2 separate regions of the Mus musculus genome follow, and region 1 is linked to region 2. A link is a contact called in ENCODE POLR2A ChIA-PET data. All regions are on one chromosome and are shown on one strand. Each heading gives the region's core, a stretch centred on a gene start or an enhancer-like site at or near the end of the contact. The rest is flanking DNA. Distances are from core to core; before and after follow the strand shown. Region 1 holds the start of Rab3gap1 (RAB3 GTPase activating protein subunit 1). Region 2 holds the start of Ubxn4 (UBX domain protein 4).

Region 1 (4,079 bases), core at 758-3,257, 380 kb after region 2:
CCTCAGGAAATTTTAAACTATTTAACCAGGGAAAATGGCCATTTTTCCATTCTAAACACTAATCATTAATGTCTTCTTACCACTCACCCTCCAAGACCATCATTTTCTAACTACCTTCAAAATATCAACTTTACAGTCAATGTGCCCAAAAGAGCACTCTTGATACATATCTTTTCGTTTAGGCATGAACCTGAAGTTTCATAATTGAGCCTTTCCCCTCAGACTTACATTAAGCTCATCTACCTAAATCTAGTTCACTCTATCCAACTAATTACAGTTCCACTTTATGAATCAATGTAAACTGCTTACTTCATTTTACCACAATGTAACAACTTAAACCAAACAATCCTTGCACCATAGGATCAAAAGCTCTTGCCACTTTAAGCAGCAGTGCTTTCTAAATATGGTCTTCTGACCTGCTGGCATCTGTATTACCTGGGACCATGTTAGAAAAGCAAATTTGGGGATTGGACCTAAAACCTAATGGGAAACACTGAGAACCGAGACCAGCAGGTTCTGATGCACAGTCAAGTTGGAGAGTTTTTAGTCAAGTGCACCAACTCTCGACGCCTCTGCCTTGGCTTTGGAAACTGATCTCACTGTATCATTTTTATTTATTTCCCAGTGATAATTCCTCACTTACTTGTCTCGAAATGTCAGTCCCTTCTCATGTTTAACCAAACCCTGAACCATTTTCCCTTTCCTTTCTTAAGGCAGTACCTCTTAGATTGCTCAGGCTGGTCTTAATTCCTTAGCTCAAGTGATCCGCCTCAGCCTTGCCAGTAGTCACTATTATACACAGGTGCCACGTCACCCAGCTTCCATTTCCCTCCCCAATTTCAAAGCAGGCATTTCCTATCTTTTCCCTACAAAAATGTCTCCAACAATTTTGTAGTCCACGTTTTCCCTACTTAACTAGTTCTTTGTAGTTAGTACCAACTGGCTTACATTTTAACTATTTGTTGGAGTTTTTAAAAGGTATATAGATTTCCCTGATCTTAGGATAGTTCAGGGCACACAGTACTTCCTCATAAAGTCTTGCTAGTGTGTTAAGTCTTACTGACTCGATGAAGTGTGGGGATGGGAACACAAGTCAAACTACTATTTCAAAGATCTTTTATATCTTCCTATGCCACCAACTGATATGAGAGCCACACATTTGTAAAGCCTACAAGCACTGCAACAATAACCTCAATAGCTAGCTATCAAGCCAACAAACTTAGTTTTCAACTCACTCAGGTGATAAAACATGTTCGCCTTAATGCAGTTGTTCATCTGAATTTGACAAGCTCGGGAAGTCTGGGCACAGGACCAAGTTTAAAATGTAACGCTGTGAATCAAAACATTCCAAAGACGTATGTAAACATACTATTTATAAGTATGAAATAGTAGAATTTTAATTTTTTAATTTCTCGAAGACAGGATAACGATGGTAAGAGGATGACAGATGAACAGTCATCGGTACGCTAAAAGTCTCTTCCAATAAACACAGGAAGAAAACACAGCAGCTGCTTAGCTGACGGCTTTGATGACAACTGAGGCAAATTGACATGAAAGCATAAGACCCGGGGACGACCTCGGAAATGGTTTTCTGTGCCAGGGAAGTGATCTGGAAGTCAACACAACTTGTTTTAAAGGCGGAGTCTGAAGGTTGGTCTGACCTGTCTGTATGATTGATGCGGAAAAAGCCAAAGTTGCCGTGGCGCGGAAGAAGAGACGAAGCGTGGGCGTCTCCCTCCGAACCAGCGTCACCTGTGTGATGCCGCCCGGGGCCAGACAGGACCAAACACACTACTCACCTCTCCCACTCCGAGGCTGTGGTGAAGTCTGTGATCTCAAACACTTCGGACTCGGGCTGCGGGGACAGAGAAGAGCACAGACAGTAAGCTGCGGGCCACTGACGTCGGCGGCAGAACTCTGTGACAGAGGCACCCAGGGCGCAGAACTCACCTCACTGTCCGCCGCCATCTTGCGGAGCGGAGCGTCAGGCCCCGCGCGAAGGCTGTCGGGAAGAAGGGAGCTAGGAGGAGGGCACTGAGTGGCCGTGGGCGGGGCCTCGGTGGGTGGTGGGTGGGGCCCCGAAGCGGGCCCGCCTACAAAGGGCCTGCTGGAAGGTGGGAAGACCTTTTTCCTCCAGACAGAAAGATCTTAGTGTGGCATACGCTCTTCTTCAAGGTGGTTTAGTAATATTTTTTTTAAAATTCTGTTGGGGCTAGAGGGATAACTGTGCAGTTAAGACTACCCGCTGCGCTTTCACAAGACCTATGTTCGATTTCCAGCACCTGCATAGCAGTTCACAACCATTTGTGATTTCAGTCCAAAGGGATCCTGTACCTGCTTCTGGCCTCGACTGACACCAGGCATGCACGTGCTGCACAAACAGATTTACATGCTGACGAAACACTCATGCACATGAAATAAAATTAACAAGTATTGTTTAAAGAATTAAAAGTAAAAATAATAAGAGTATTTTGTAGACTCAAGAAGAGCTGATGAGCCGAGCGTGGTGGCACACACCTTTAATCCCAGCACTCGGGAGGCAGAGGCAGGCAGATTTCTGAGTTCGAGGCCAGCCTGGTCTACAAAGTGAGTTCCAGGACAGCCAGGGCTACACAGAAAAACCCTGTCTCGGAAGAAAAAAAACAACCAAACAAACAAAAAACAACAACAACAAAAAACAAAAACAAACTGATGAACATTTTGAAATTGTTACATGACATTCACATCCACAGATGTATTGGGCTACATTCATAAATATCTTGGGGCATATGTAGTCCTATATGGCAAAGACCCTAGATATGCATGGTCACAATTGTATTTAAAAACCTCTTTGAGTTTTCATTCAAATGGGTTTTTTTTTAGATTTATTTATTCATTTTATGTATATGATTACACTAGAATGTGTATGAGTATATTTATTTTATGTATATGAGTATACCAGAAAAGGGCATCAGATCCCATTACAGATGGTTGTGAGCCACCTTGTGATTGCTGGCATTTGAACTCAGAACCTTTGGAAGAGCACTCTTAACCACTGAGCCATCTCTCAAGCCCTTGGTTTTGTTCTTGAGATAGGGTTCATAAGCCAGCCTCACACGCCTTGTGGTGAGAAGAGCGAACTGGAATTCTGATCCTCTTGCCTCCTTTTGAGTATCCTGACTGCAGTCATGTAGCACCGTCTTGGATTGTATGGTGTGGTGGTAAAGACAGAAGCGAGGACCATGCATGCTAGGCAAAAGCTCTACCAACAGAACTACATCCTCAGCTCTTGTTCAAACTTTACAACTCATAAACACTGACCAAGATCCTTAAACCCACTGTCTCCTTTCCTAACCCCAGGAAAAGAAAATCTATACAACTAAACTTATTGTTTTAAAAAGCAGCCAGGCATGGAAGTGCATGCCTTTAATCCCAGCACTCAGGAGACAGAGGCAGGCAGATCTCTGTTAATTCAAGGCAAGCCTGGCCTACAAAGTGAGACCAGGACAGCCAGGGCTCTGTTACACAGAGAAACTCTTGTCTTGAAAAACAAAACAAAAAATAAACAAAACCAAACAACATCATACAAGTTACATATACTCTGAGAAGAACATACTATTTGATGAGTGCTTTACTTTTTAAACCACTGAAGGACAGGAGTGCTAACTAGCAGTTGGAATTCTGTTGGGGACTGTAGAGATGGCTCAGCAGTTAAGAGTACTGACTGTTGTTACAGAGGACCCCAACTCTGTCCCCAGCATCCACGTGGCTACATACAACGCTCCATACTTCTAGTTCTAGGGGACTCAGCACCCTCTTCTGACTTCTATAGTAAACAGAAATGCACACAGTGCACAAATACACATGCAGACAAAATAATTATATACATAAAAATTTAAATTAAATAATTTTTTGAGACAGACTCTTTATTATGTAGCTCTGGCTTTTGTGGGACTCACTGCGTAGACAAGGTTGGCCTCAAACTCACAGAAACCCACCTGCTTCTGCCTCTAGAGTGCTGGGATTAAAAGCATGTGCCACTATGTTTGGAACTTAAGCAGGTCAGGAAGCAGGAGCTGATGCAGAGGCCATGGAGTGAT
Region 2 (4,013 bases), core at 1,223-3,722:
AGTAGAGGTCCTAAAAAATTCATTTCCCAACAACCATATGAAGGCTCACAATCATCTGTACAGCTACAGTGTACTCACACACATAAACAAATAAATCTTAAAAACAAAACAAACAAAAAACCCAAAAAAATATCAGATATGGTAGCACCCACCTATAATTCAAGCAGTTGGGAGTCTGAAGCAGAAAGATAACTGTGAGTTTGGGGCCAGCATTACACTACAAAGTAAGGGCCTACACACCTTTGATCCCAGTATTTGGGAGGTAGAGGAAGAGGTAGACTGATCTCTGTGAGTTCAAAGCCAGTCAAGGTTATAGTCAGACTCTGTACACTCAGCCCCAACACTGACTGTTAAAATGTAAAAATGTTAACCTGTTGTGTTGCACACGTCTGTAATCACAACACTTGGGAGCAGAGAATCAGGATTTCAAGGTCAGCCTGGGCTATATGAAATCCTGTCTCAAAAAAAAAAAAACCAAACCAAACCAAACCAAATAAAATACCACACAAGAAACCCAAAAATCCTAGAATAGAAAAACCAAGCAAACAGTTTTTGTGAGACTGGCCCAAGTTACTTACAACTTTGGACCTAAGTGGTTCAACTACAAAAACAAGACAATAAAACTACCTTTCCCCCCAGAACTATTGAAATTTTGTGTGGAACACAGTTTAAAATGTTGTAAACTGCGGCTAGAGAGATAGCTCAGTGGTTAAGAGCAGCTGCTCTTTCAGATGACCTGAGTTCAATTTCTAACCTGAGTTCAATGTCGTGTTCTTTCCATTTTCATGTGACTACTATTCTTACTGGATTACAAGATTAATTTATTAATTTAATTTAAAGTATAATTCAATATAGCCTAAGTAATTTATGCTTTTCTAATTAACAGCAAGCATCAAGTTGAAAAGTTAGCATAACAAAACAGACATTTAAAATTTAAAATGCTCAAATTCACATGTCAGTTTTTTTTTTTTTCCCACAGAGATGAACAAAGTTACAGAACTCTTAAAAGCCATGGGTCAATTATGAGTAACTGTTACTGAACACAAGTGACTGAAGAAATTAATAGTTGTCACTTCAGATTAATAGTTGTCACACAAACTGGTCCATGTATCAAGAATGTACAAAACTATAGAAGCAGATGGTTGACTGCGGATATACAAGACTTCAGCAATAAAACAGGAGGCTATGGAACCAACTGATTTAGAGCAATATGGGGTAAATGAGTTGGCACATGTCTGGAAAACTACATTTTAGGTTAGAAGAGAGGAAGAATCAGGACTGAGTATGTACTTTAAAAACTATGTTAAAAGTTAAAAAAAAAAAAGGTCAACTTGTAATAAAGTAATTATTGCACCTCAGTTCCCTCTGAGTACTATGATAAAAGAGTACCATCTGTGAGCTCAAGTTTATGTTTCGGGAACATTCTAAGACATCAGGTGGTTTCTTTGTGGCTTACCGATGACACAGCTTTCTTGACAGCTCACAACTTTCTAGACCCAGTTGTCTGCCTAGTGGCCTGTCCCAACCACACCCGCACACCAAGAATTAAAAGGTCCAAGCTGCCAGAAGAGGAGATCCCAGAGGACCAAGAAGGGGAACACCAGGGCTGGGGGTCTTGGGGGGGGGGGTCTGCCTGCGACAACCCGATTGCCAAGGCCTGCAGGGCGCGACTCCTCGCAGGGTTCAGTGATTGGGGACAGGGCCTGGACGCGCTTCCCACACAGATGCAGACAGGTCACGCCGGAGTCCCCAACAGACCCCAGAAGCACCAAGTGGCACTGGGCCCGCCCGCGGCCTGGAGAGGCTTGGCGTCTGGGTCGGCCCCGCAGCGGAGCAAGCCTGGAGCCTTATAAAAAAAAAAAAAAAAAAAAAAAAAAGCTGTACTGGCCCGGACAGGAGACGAGCGGCCCCGAAGAGACCGAGTGGACTGGGCGACAGGGTCTTAGGCTGTCTGAGCCCGGCCCACCTTAGCTCCTCCTGCCTAGCTCACTCGACGCTAACGAGAATCCAGAACAAGATCAAAGCGCCACCGTTCTCGGGCCCTCTCCCCAGTCACCTGCCACGAACACCACGAAGACCGCGCCGCTCCTCTTAGCAGACGCGATGGCCGCCGGGATGGCGCCCTGGAACCACAGCATCGTCCCCTTCAGGCCCAGGCGCTCGCTCGGTGTGTCGTCGCCGCGGTGCCACAGCCGACCCCGCCCTCCTGGTTCTTTGGCCTCGTGGCCCCGGCAACCACCGGCTAATCCGGGCCCCGGTCTGAGGACCCAGCCAGCCCGTACGCCCGACAGCCACCCCCTGGGGACGCGCACCGGAGCGCGCTTGGCAAGAAAAGTACGCCCCTGTGTCACGTGACGACGACACTCCTCGTCAGGGGTCGCGCGCCCCGGTGCCTGGTCGGCTAGGTAAGTCCGTAAGTGCGCGCCCCCGCGAAGCCTCGGGTTCCGACTCCAGGAAGTGGAAGGAAGTATCAGGAAGGATGACTAACCGCTACGGCACGTTGACGTCGCCTGCAGTGAGGCTTCCTGGGAATTGTAGTCTTCCGAGGCTTGTTAATTTGCGGAAAGGTAAACTGTGGGCTCAAAGCATGGCGAGAGTGAGCATAGTGAGCACATCAACGCTGTAAGAGTAAATGCTAGGTATCGAGTTGCTGTCACCCTCTGACTTCTGCAAGCAATCTGCTCCACAAATAAACAAGCTTTACGGGGCTTGACCCGAAGCCTTTGGTTTTTATTTAATTTGACCCTGTGAAAAAGATGGGATTCAGAGGGGCGTGGCAAACCACGCATTTAATCCCAGCAATCCGAAAGCAGAGGCCTGCCTGCCTGTATGAGATGGACAGCTTAGTCTACAAGGTGAGTTCCGCGGACTGTCAGGATTTGTACAGAGACCCTGAATAACAAACAAACAAACAAACAAACAAAAACCAACCAACCAACTTACCAAAAACCCCAAACAAACAAAAGAAAAAGACCGGCTAGAGGTACAACAGTGTTCCTCCTCGCCCGCCTCCCACCCCGCAGTACCACATAGGCCCCTTATCTGAAGGGTAAGCGAAGTGGCAGAATGCTGGCTTTTGGCTATAATGTGCATTTACTAACTGGATCACATTGTAAAACCTTCAGCCACTATGCTATGCTATTGAAAAAACTTATTTATTTTTAATTCTGTGAAGACAATCCTCCTACCTGTACCATCCAGCGTGTACCATCTTGGCTGGCTGTACTTAACTTGTATGAATATCATGTAAAGAAAATATTTCTGTTGTTTCCTTGAGTGATAGAGTAAAGAAAGTCTAAATGGAGTAGAATCAACTTGTGTATAGGCCAGTAAGAAAATAAATTAATAACTATGTAAGGTTTATGGATGCATACGAAATCAAAATGGAAGAAAAAACATTTGCACAAGTTTCTAGTGTTTGGTTTCGGACTTGGGGACAAGGGACTGAGGTGCATATTTTCCACACCAAAGCAGACCTGGCCTCCAGGTTCTCCCAGCATCCCTCAGTCCATACCCTGCCTCCAACTTTGAACTTCCCAGTCCAGATCTCTCTCTCTCTCTCTCTCTCTCTCTCTCTCTCTCTCTCCTTGCCCATTCCCACTCCCCCCCCTTCTCTCTTACTATATATCTTCCTCCACTAGCTGCTCCCCTCTCCCTGGTGGCAACTTCCTTGGCCTTGATCCTTGGGGCCAGTGAACTCGCCGACCGAGAGCGGTTTCCCAAAAACCTGCCTTTAATATAATCTAATCTGGCTTAAATTGGCCAATTTCTCCTATCTTCCTTCAAATATATATATATATTTAACTACTTTGATATCCCTTTTCTGCTTCGAAGGCAGATACAAGTGACTAATACAAAGCAGCATTAGTGGCAGGACGTGGAAACAGCTACCCCAGTTCGTGAGCACCTCCATTTATTACTAGCACAACTCCCTCTCTGACAGTTCAGTTGTCTCACTAGTCAATTGGAGCCTTGGAGGGAACCTACCCTTTAGGCTATGTGACCACACAGAG

What was found. ChIA-PET counts read pairs that join two places held with the same protein, here RNA polymerase II (POLR2A).
Region 1: POLR2A ChIA-PET joins it to region 2 with 12 read pairs in embryonic stem cell. The contact joins the promoter of Rab3gap1 here to the promoter of Ubxn4 in region 2. POLR2A ChIA-PET finds 5 or more read pairs at or near these places in 2 of 5 experiments (Patski and embryonic stem cell).

What each region holds. Positions count from the first base shown.
Region 1 is chr1:127,866,701-127,870,779 of GRCm38, reverse strand. Rab3gap1 (RAB3 GTPase activating protein subunit 1) reads right to left here and starts at 2,007. Exons shown (of 24, transcript NM_178690.4): 1 at 1,951-2,007; 2 at 1,800-1,855. The coding sequence starts at 1,968.
Region 2 is chr1:128,242,596-128,246,608 of GRCm38, reverse strand. Ubxn4 (UBX domain protein 4) reads right to left here and starts at 2,472. Exons shown (of 13, transcript NM_026390.3): 1 at 2,057-2,472. The coding sequence starts at 2,138. Gm41949 (a long non-coding RNA gene) reads right to left here and starts at 2,050. Exons shown (of 2, transcript XR_878509.3): 1 at 1,967-2,050; 2 at 1-1,846.